Regions from separate parts of the Mus musculus genome. Here region 1 is linked to region 2. The links are chromatin loops, found by intact Hi-C in ENCODE. Cell type or tissue: gastrocnemius. All regions are shown on one strand. Links, peaks and the distances in the headings refer to the core of each region. The heading gives the core; the rest is flanking DNA.

The links. Hi-C counts contacts between places; a loop is a spot of excess contacts. Peaks named below come from ENCODE experiments on the same cell type or tissue, not always from the same donor. Only the 100,000 strongest peaks of a DNase experiment are listed, where the experiment ranks them.
Region 1: it touches region 2 in a loop (5-fold over the local background); 1 of 42 quality-filtered maps calls a loop at or near these places.

The regions. Positions count from the first base shown.
Region 1 is chr11:87,427,433-87,432,808 of GRCm38, forward strand. The region is part of intron 1 of Tex14 (testis expressed gene 14); the gene reads left to right. Among named protein-coding and RNA genes, the nearest start is that of Gm22068, 3.4 kb to the left of the region's middle. In gastrocnemius, for the core only: CTCF peaks have their summits at 2,561 (motif pointing right) and 4,426 (motif pointing right); DNase peaks (open chromatin) are centred at 576, 654 and 693; H3K27ac peaks cover 483 bases.
Region 2 is chr11:88,044,729-88,050,104 of GRCm38, forward strand. It overlaps Srsf1 (serine and arginine-rich splicing factor 1), which reads left to right and starts at 2,645. Exons shown (of 4, transcript NM_173374.4): 1 at 2,645-3,304; 2 at 3,762-3,946; 3 at 4,315-4,487; 4 at 4,684-5,376. The coding sequence starts at 3,111. The coding sequence ends at 4,878. In gastrocnemius, for the core only: a CTCF peak has its summit at 2,820; DNase peaks (open chromatin) are centred at 1,918, 2,597, 2,893 and 3,571; H3K4me3 peaks cover 3,340 bases; H3K27ac peaks cover 3,082 bases.

The DNA.
Region 1 (5,376 bases), core at 51-5,050, 620 kb before region 2:
AATTAAGTGTGAGTGAGTTTCTGCTACCATGCCTTTGAGATGCTACCATAAACTCTAACTCTCTGGCACCAGTTAATGCTTTCTTTTATAAATTGTCATGGTGACAGTGTTTTGTCACATCACAGCAACATAAAAGTAAGACAGCTGGGCATAGTGGTACACACCTTTAATCCCAGCATTTGGGAGGCAGAGACAGGCAGATCTGTGTTCCAGGCCATGATAAGTTCCACAACAGCCAGAACTACATAATGAGACCCTGTCTACAAACAAACAAACAAAACAAGTAAGTAAAACAGTGTAACCTCACACACCTGCTGATTCTTCTGCCTCAGTCTCTTATTAGAGTATTAGAGTATTAGAATTACAACATAAACTGCAACACCCTGCTATTTGGGGGTCAGGGGAGGAAAGAGTTTCTTGTAGCCTAGGCTGGTCTTGAACATGTGTAGCAGATGAGTCTCCTGCCTCCAAGGCTTATGACCTTGATCCTGCCTCTACTTCCCAAGTGATAAAAATGCAGGAGTGCCCCATGGCTTGTTTTTGGCATAAGCTCTCATATAATCCAGGTTGGCCTGGCATCAACATTCATAGCACTATTTGTACCTCTGCCTCCCGTGTGCTGGGGTTATTACAGGGTTAATTGCTACACCCAGGGGAGACTTATTTATCATAGGTTGCACCCAGTTGAGGGTTTTCTTGCCTTATTCCATGAAAGAAGGCAGTCAGAAAAGGGCGGGGGGGAGAAATTGAGTGCTGACTATAGTTTATAACAGTACATCCTATTCCCTTGATAACCTCTTTGGGGTGGGTGGGGCTTAATTTATTCATAGGTGTGGTGCCCCTTAACCCAAACACCTCTAAAAGTTCTATCTCCCAACACCTCTACATTGGAGATCTAGTTTCCAAAAACAGATTTCGTTTTACCAACTGGGGACTGTGCATACAAACATGAGTGATCTTTCTAGGGGCATTTGTATTTAAACCACCACATGCTCCCAGGCACATTAAGAGCTTACTGGGTACCAGGGACAGCTCTAAGTATTTAGCACCTATTAGCTCATTTAAAGTTCTCACAAGCTCTCTGGGTATTGTGATCCTCCTTAGTGGCTGGAGAAGTTGAGCATTTTTATCAGTGCTGAATCATTGCTCTAAGATTATAATATGGAGAAAGTGGGTGCCTTTTAGTTTGACAGAGACTTGTCCTCTCCCCCCAGGTGGGTTTTTAGCTCAGGAGTTAGGGTGTCAGAAGCTCATAGTCACATAAAACTTGAAGCTAGTGGCCCCTAGACTCTTAGGTTATGAATTTGAAGAATGAAATTCCTGAACAATAGAAGGATGGATTTAGAAAAGGCGTTTTGCTATAGACTCATAGGTGGGAGCTTGAGAGAATGCCGGCAGAGCTCCTGCGGAGCTGAATGGATCTCAGACGTGGGATACACTGACCTGCCTTAGAATGTAAGGCTTTGTAAAGGACTGACTAGGGTGAGCGATGGGGAGGGAGACGGCTCAACCATGAAACGTTCAGGTGTCTTTCTCAGATTTTTTTCATGTCTTCATGTACAAGTTCCAAGAAGGGTGCTCATGTAGGGGAGAGATGAAGAGGAAACAGACTTTCCTTGTGGTATTTTTACTTCTGGCCAAAGCAGAACCAAAGACATCTTGACTTAAATATTTCTAGAATTAAGCAAGGACAGAACTGTCCAGAAGGCCAGTGCTTTTAGTCAAGGGAAACTTTCGTGGCCCTCTGCTCTAAGACCATCCTGCCCTGTTCTTACCAGTTACATGAGAAGGTAAAAAGCTAGGCCAGGATCTTAGAATAAACTGGGAACATAGCATACTATGTCCCACATTTATTTACTTTGGCAATGAAATAGTTCCTTTTGTATCTTAGCCTTTCAGAGCTTATATTCTTCTAATTATTTTTTCTCATTATAGATAGATAGATAGATAGATAGATAGATAGATAGATAGGTGAGATGATCCCACATAGCCCAGATTGGCCTCAAATTTGCTAAATTTCTGATTCTTCTGCCTGTTTCCCAAATGCTGGGATTATAGGCATGTACCACTATTGCCATCTGTGGGGTGATACTGTTCCTGGGAGACCTGAGCAAGCGTCTCCTCATACTATCTAGAGAGCTGATGAAACACTAGAGTAATAATATCACCGATGTTTAACTAGATGAACCAGGGAGCTTATTGGGTTACTTACAGATATGGATGAGGGGTTACTTACTGGATCATAGAGGACTCAAAGACGGCTGCATCACCAAAAGACCACCCCATTATATGTGATCCTCCCAAAAGCTGGAACCCCGGAGCTCTCTATGCAACCTGAATGCAGCTGGACAGTGGGAGAGTCTCCTCTGTATTAGAGTCCTTGCCGCTTACATAACCTTGAGGAAGGAGGGGCTTTATGCACCTGTCAAGTTTCCTGAGATTTTTGAGCTGTTTACTTTCTGAGTCTTTTTTTTTTTTTTTTTTTTTATTTATTTATTTATTTATTTATTTCATGGATGTGAGTACATTGTCGCTATCTTCAGACACACCAGAAGAGGGCATCAGATCCCATTACACATGGTTGTGAGGCACCATGTGGTTGCTGGGAATTGAAGAACAATCAATGTTCTTAACCTCTGAGCCATCTCTCCAGCCCCCTACTTTCTGAGTCTTAAAGACTTCCTTTAGAATTTTCTGAGTCTTTAAAAATTCTGTTATTTTATGTGTATGGATAATTTGCTTGCATATATATCTGTATAATATATGTGTGTGTTTGGTGTCATAGGAGGTCAGAAAAAGGCAGTGAACCCCCTGGAGCTAGAATTGTGAATGGTTTGTGAGTTACCATGTGGGTTCTGGGAGCCAAACCTGAGTCCTCAGTGAGAATAGCAAATGTTCTTAATTGCTGGAACTGAAAAAAATGGTTTTTAGTTGCATCTGGTTTCCTGCTTGGCTTATGCCCATAACCCCAGTATTCAGAGGCTAAGGCAGACAGATTGCTTTATGTTTGTTTGGCTAGCCTGGGCTACAGTGTGAGATCCCCTCCCCACCTTGTTAAATAAATAACGAGCCTGGCATGGCTGTGCTTGCCCTGTAACCCCAGAACTTGGGAGGAAAAGCAGGAGGATCTGGAGCTTCACTTGGATTTGAAGTTCTAGGTCAACTTCAGCTACACTGGGCCTTGTCAAGACACAAGTACAGCCATCAAAACAACAGCAACAACAAGCCTAGCTATGTAAGCAAGCCATACCTGTTATCCAAGCACTTAAAAACTAAGGCAGAAGGATTGACGTTTGAAGCCAGGCCTAAGTTGTCTAGCACCTTTTAGGCTAGCCTGGGCTATAGAGTGGGGGGAACCTGGCACATCTTATCAGTCTTGCGTTTTTAGTTTAGTTTTTTTTTTTTTCTTCTGTTGCTGTGGTTGTCAAAAGCAACTTAAAGGTGAGGGTTTACGGCGGCTTCCAGTTTGGGGGTGTGCAGAGAAATCCCCGGGAGGTGCTTGAGGTGGGCAATTTCATAGCTACAGCCAATAAACAGAGAGCAGCAGATGCCTGTGCTAGCCTCACTTCCTCCTCTTTATCCAGCCCAGCATCCCAGATGAGGGAAACGGTGCTCTCTGCCATGGGTGGATCTTCCAACTTCAGTTAGCCTAATCAAAACGATCTCCCACAGGTGTGCACCTCTGAGGTGATTTTCTGTCAGGTCAGCAGTTAAGACTGCCCATCACACTGCTTCACCCTAAAATTGCATCTGTAAAACGCTGACACCATTGCATACACTAGCAAGATTTTATTGAAAGGACGCAGATGTAGCTGTCTCTTGTGAGACTTTGCCGGGGCCCAGCAAACACAGAAGTGGATGCTCACAGTCAGCTAATGGATGGATCATAGGGCTCCCAATGGAGGAGCTAGAGAAAGTAGCCAAGGAGCTAAAGGGATCTGCAACCCTATAGGTGGAACAACATTATGAGCTAACCAGTACCCCGGAGCTCTTGACTCTAGCTGCATATATATCAAAAGATGGCCTAGTCGGCCATCACTGGAAAGAGAGGCCCATTGGACTTGCAAACTTTATATGCCCCAGTACAGGGGAATTCCAGGGCCAAAAAGGGGGAGTGGGTGGGCAGGGGAGTGGGGGTGGGTGGATATGGGGGACTTTTGGTATAGCATTGGAAATGTAAATGAGTTAAATACCTAATAAAAAATGGAAAAAAAAATTGCATCTGTAGTAAAAATGTAAAAAAGGTTTTTTCTAGGCCTTATTCTGTAAACAGTGCGGCCTAACTTTGCATAGGACTCATCTCCAATATTACAAGCAATCTAGACAGCATTGTAAGTTCACTGGGAAGGTATGCATGCAAATACTATTTATTCCACTTTTTTTTAGATTTATTTATTATATCTAAGTACACTGTAGTTATCTTCAGACAGACCAGAAGAGGGCATCAGATCTCATTACAGATGGTTTTTTAGCCACCATGTGGTTTCTGGGATTTGAACTCAGGACCTTTGGAAGAGTAGTCAGTGCTCTTAACCGCTGAGCCATCTCTCCAGCCCCACTATTCCATTTTCTATAAGAGACTTGAGCCGGGCGGTGGTGGCGCATGCCTTTAATCCAGCACTTGGGAGGTAGAGGCAGGCAGATTTCTGAGTTCGAGGCCAGCCTGGTCTACATTACATTCCAGGACTGCACAGAGAAACCCTGTCTCAAAAGAGAGAGAGAGAGAGACTCAGAGCGAGATGGCTCAGTGGTTAAGAGCGCCGACTACTCTCCTGAAGGTCCCGAGTTCAAATCCCAGCAACCTTACATGGTGGCTCACAAACCATCCGTAATGAAATCTGATGCCCTCTTCTGGAGTATCTGAGGACAGCTACAGTGTACTTACATATAATAAATAAATAAATCTGTAAAAGATTAAAAAAAAAGTAGATTGCAAAAAATTAAAAAAGAGAGAGAGAGAGAGACAGACAGAGAGAGAGAGAAACTTGAGTATCTATATCTATGACTTTGGTTTGGCATCTGTGGGGAATCCTGGAGCCACTCTTTCTCAGATATTGAGATCAACTATGTTAATGAAGATAGTTTTCCAAGTATGAAAAAAATCTAAAACTGGGTCTGGTGGTACATATCTATAGTCTTAGCAGTGAAGCAGAAGGATTGAAAGTTGAAGGCCTGCCTGAGTTACAGATGTAAGTTACAGAGCAACTTTAGGGTCTGTCTTAAAAAGTAAAATAGTGGGCTAGAGAGATGGCTCAGAGGTTAAGAGCACTGACTGCTCTTCCAGAGGTCCTGAGTTCAATTCCCAGCAACCACATGGTGGGTCACAACCATCTGTAATAGGATCCAATGCCCTCTTCTCGTGTGTCTGAAGAAAGC
Region 2 (5,376 bases), core at 191-5,190:
AACATTGTCTATCTATCGACAGCAACATCAAGTTTCCATGGAAACAACAGTCTGCTCACTGTTCTACATTTTTCAAGGAACAGTCAGTAAATAATCAGTATTCATTATTGGTAACATAATTTAACTAGGCGAAATGAGACACACATAAACTAAATAAAAAGATATGTACTGCTTAGCAAGGCCTACTAGAGAAGCCATAGAAATAAATGGGTCATTGAACTGGATAAATCTTTCTGAAGTGTTACCCAACCTCAGATACTTTATTATAATAACACAAAATTAACCAGTATTATGTTCATAACCAGTGAGCAATTAAAGATGAAAAAACAAAGATATGTACTATTTCTTTCATTTTCTGAAAATATGTGTAATTAAAACAAAAACCAAGTCAATTTTTCCCAGAATATTTAGGTTTTTTTTGTTTGTTTGTTTTTTTGTTTGCTTGTTTTTCAAGACAGGGTTTCTCTGTGTAACCCTGGCTGTCCTGGAATTCACTCTGTAGATCAGGTTGGCCTTGAACTCAGAAATCCACCTGCCTCTGCCCAGCGAGTGCTGGCGTGGGCCACCACTGCCTGGTCAGTTGAATATTTAGAACTTTGTCTTTTTTTTTAGTAGTAAAAATAACAAAGTTATCACCAAAGAGGTCAATATTAGCATAAATGTTAAAAAAATATAAAATTTTACTTTATTTTATTATATTTTTTTTGTTTGTTTTTTAGTTTTGTTTTTCGAGACAGGGTTTCTCTGTGTAGCCCTGGCTGTCCTGGAACTTACTCTGTAGACCAGGCTGGCCTTGAACTCAGAAATCCCCCTGCCTCTGCCTCCTGAGTGCTGGGATTAAAGGTGTATGCCACCTCGGCTGGCTTTGTTTTTGAAGCAGGGTAGACTCCCAGTGAGCTCACTATTTTCCTTGGTATCTTAATCTCCTGAGGGCTGAGATTACTGATGTGGGCTCCCATGCTTTTATGACTAACAACAACAAAAAACTGTTTTTTTTCCCCTGAACTATTTAGATTTTAAAATCGCTTAAAAATTGGATATATTATGCTCTCCTCTTCTTTACTGTGACTTCTGGTGAGAGTAGTCAAATTTGCAGTAGATCTCCCAAAATTCAACAAGTTCTTCAGGCATTTTGCCTAGAAACCTTATACATCACTTCTGCCTCTCCCCCACTCTCACTGTCCTTGATTTCTCCAGCCAGTCTTAATATTTAATGGTTTCATTTTAAGCAGCCCCACATCCTTGGACTGTTGTAAATAAATGATAACATCCAGGGGCAGCAATGACTCAGTGACTCATCTGGTTAAGGTGCTCCTCCCAAGCCTGACGTTTCATCTCGGGGGCTCACATGGCATGAGTGGTGAACTGCACCTTATTTTCTGACTTTCACACATGGGCCATGGCATGACCCACCACCCCAAGACACAATATGCATAACATAAAAATTAAAAACTAAAAATTACAGTATAAAGAATCACCCTTAGAACCTGTGGGGATCCGACTTAGCATATTTATTAGTGATAGGGTCGACACAGCTCTGGCTGGCCTTGAACCCTGAAATTCCGCTTCCCAAAAACTTCAAGAGGCATTTACCACTACGCCTGGCTGTCTCTATCCAATCATGAAAGGCTCTGGTTTTAGCTGGGAGGTAGTGACTTTGATCCCAGCACTCAGAAGGCAGGAACTCCAGGACAGCCAGGGGTACACAGAGAAATCGTGTCTCAAACAAAACAACCCCAAAACAAAAACAACACCAAGAAAACGTTTTGTTTTTCAATATTTTTAATAGAAAGGGTTTCCCTGAATGTCCCGGGCTAACCTTTCCCCCCGCCTCCCCTTTGGTTTTTCGAGACAGGGCTTCTCTGTATAGCCCTGGCTGTCCTGGAACTCACTCAGTAGACCAGGCTGGCCTCGAACTCTGAAATCCGCCTGCCTCTGCCTCCCGAGCGCTGGGATTAAAGGCATGCGCCACCACTGCCTGGCTCCGGGATAACCTTTACTAGAACTGTGTATAACAGGGTAGGCTGGACCCTCCTTGCCTCAGCTTCCGGAGTGATAGGATTTCAGGCACACAAGCTTAAGTCCAGATTGGTTTGCTTTTATTATAATTCGAGTTCATTAACAACACTACAAGGCCGTATGATTTCACACGTAAGGCTCTTCTATTCCCGTTATTACAAAACAAAGAAGCAAAATTGTGGTATCCAATGCAAGAATCCTTTTGCAGATAATCTTGGCAAAATAAACAAATAAATAAATAATCTCCCTAGACCAGCACAGAACCGGGATCTCGGCTCTGCAGTTAAACTGTTTTATCACTCTTCCTTTTTCATCCTTAGAAAGGAGGAAGAGGAAAACTCAAGGCACAGTTTTCATTTAGATAGATATGGAGGATCCGTCTAGACACTTTAACTAAGATGCAGCCCACCGCAGGTTCCCAGAGGCAGAAGCCACACTGCTCCGCTTCGGCTTTTAAATGAAATCACCTGCAACTCCCGCCGGCGGCACCGAAGTGCAGAAGATGCCCAGGTTTCCGGAGCAACAGCTCAGCGTCATCTATCTCCGCCCCGCGGCGCCTTTCCCGCCAAAGGCCGTTACCACCGCGGAGCATGGTGGGACACGCTTGCAAGATAGGTTTCACCCAATCTTTTTAGAGCGCCGAGCTGCTTTCAGAGAGGGTCTACCCCCGAGGTGGCCGACGATTCTGGACTCAGTGGGGATTAATAATAACCGCTTTAACCAGAGCATGTGATTTTTACTAAACGCCTGGACGTTCCAGCAGCCAGTCAACCCGCCAGGACGCGAGGGACTTTTTCCCCTCCGTGCGGAGGGTGACGTCGCGCGTGCGCGAGCGTGCTTCTCAGCACCCGTTAGAGGCGTGCGCCTGCGCACTGGGAGGGACGAGCCGCTTCCTCCGGCTTCTCTTCCTCCCCCTCCCCCCCGGTATCAGTGCGCCGAGCTGATAAAGGCGCCATTTTGGAGCGGCCGCGGGAGACGTGGTGCCGCTGAGGGCTCGCTCTGCCGTACGCTAGGCTTGGTAGGAAGGCCTCTTTTTTTTTTTTTCCTTCCCCCCCCCCGAGTCCGCGCTTTTCGTCGTCGCCGCCGCCGCCATGTCGGGAGGTGGTGTGATCCGTGGCCCGGCGGGGAACAACGACTGCCGCATCTACGTGGGTAACCTACCTCCGGATATCCGAACCAAGGACATCGAGGACGTGTTTTACAAATACGGCGCCATCCGCGACATCGACCTGAAGAACCGCCGCGGGGGACCGCCCTTCGCCTTCGTTGAGTTCGAGGACCCGCGGTGAGGCAGCGTGGGGCGTGCGCGGCCTTGAGGAGATAGCGTGGAGGAGTTGGGGAAGGCTCGGAGGCCTTGGAACATAATGGGGGGAGAGGAGGGGCTCCGAGGCGCTATCGCCCCTGCAGGAGTCGAGTCAGGAGAGCCGAGAGGCGGCGCGTTGTCTCCGGTGGCCGGCCGCCTCGGACGTCCCCCCTACCCCCCGAGCCCATGCGCAGCCCCCGGAGCGGGAAACCGAGGCGCTGAGGGCCGGCGAGGTGGTCGGGAGCCTCTGCCCGGCGTGGTGCTGGGTGGGGGAAGGGCCGGCCCTATTATGCGGCGCATGTGGGGCTCCGTGTGGCCCCGTGGGTGCGCATGTGCGCTGTGGCCGCGGCTTTTCACCCCCGGAGCGGGCGAACGAGCTGGGTCCGGCGGCTCCCTCCCCTCATCACCCCCCCCTTTCGCTTTCTGTGATCACACGCAGAGACGCGGAAGATGCGGTGTACGGTCGCGACGGCTACGACTACGACGGCTACCGGCTGCGGGTAGAGTTTCCCCGAAGCGGCCGCGGGACCGGCCGAGGCGGCGGCGGGGGTGGAGGCGGCGGCGCCCCGAGAGGCCGCTATGGCCCGCCGTCCAGGCGGTCCGAGAACAGAGTGGTTGTCTCTGGTGAGTTGACTTCGTGCGGGTTAAAATCTTTTTCCCGCATGACTGCTTTGAGTACTGCAAGGTTTTTGTTATTGTTGTTTTTGTTTTGTTTTACACACGGGGTCTTGGACTACTTCGGTCTTTGGGATGAATTTAGTAAATAAAGATTACTGTGGTGGTGATTTACCCAAATTAGGTTGCAGTACTAGCCTATGAAGATCCTTTACAAATAAATTTGGACTCTGGATCTGACTCTTACCAGCTCTTTACCTGGAAACACTTAAGTACAATCATTAAGTATTTTAAAATAATCCTTGTTCGAATGTACTTTACACGTTTGCCGTGGGACAGGATGAGTAGTATTAAATTAGGGGGAATCGCTTTTTCAGGACTGCCTCCGAGTGGAAGCTGGCAGGACTTAAAGGATCACATGCGTGAGGCAGGTGATGTATGTTACGCTGATGTTTACCGAGATGGCACTGGTGTCGTGGAGTTTGTACGGAAAGAAGATATGACGTATGCAGTTCGAAAACTGGATAACACTAAGTTTAGATCTCACGAGGTAGGTTATACACTTATTCTTTTTTTTGGCCAGAATTGGATACAGTTTTCTTAACAGTGGAATTTGAAGGTAAGGATACAGGCAAGGGTGTTCACGTAAATTACCAGAGCCCTGATCTGTCTTTGTATTCGTTCAGCTTGTCTGAAGACAGGTGAAAGCTTAGATCTTTCAATGGAAAGTTCTGTCTATCCAATAGGGAGAAACTGCCTACATCCGGGTTAAAGTTGATGGGCCCAGAAGTCCAAGTTATGGAAGATCTCGATCTCGAAGCCGTAGTCGTAGCAGAAGCCGTAGCAGAAGCAACAGCAGGAGTCGCAGTTACTCCCCAAGGAGAAGCAGAGGATCACCACGCTATTCTCCCCGTCATAGCAGATCTCGCTCTCGTACATAAGATGATTGGTGACACTTTTTGTAGAACCCATGTTGTATACAGTTTTCCTTTACTCAGTACAATCTTTTCATTTTTTTAATTCAAGCTGTTTTGTTCAGAATGGGCTAAAGTGTTGAATTGCATTCTTGTGTAATATCCCCTTGCTCCTAACATCTACATTCCCCTCATGTCTTTGGTAACTTGTATTTTAAGTGATGTCATAGACAGGATTGTTTAAATTTAGTTAATTTCCATGCTCTTCAGACTGTGATATTATGTAAATGTCTATTCTGCTCTGGTTTGTGTGAAATGGGATGTTGGGGGTGTTTGTGGTTATCTTACTTGGGGGAAGTTCTTATGTTTATCTTGCTTTTCATGTGTCTTTCTGTAGACATATCTGAAGAGATGGATTAAGAATGCTTTGGATTAAGGATTGTGGAGCACATTTCAATCATTTTAGGATTGTCAAAAGGAGGATTGAGGAGGATCAGATCAATAATGGAGGCAATGGTATGACTC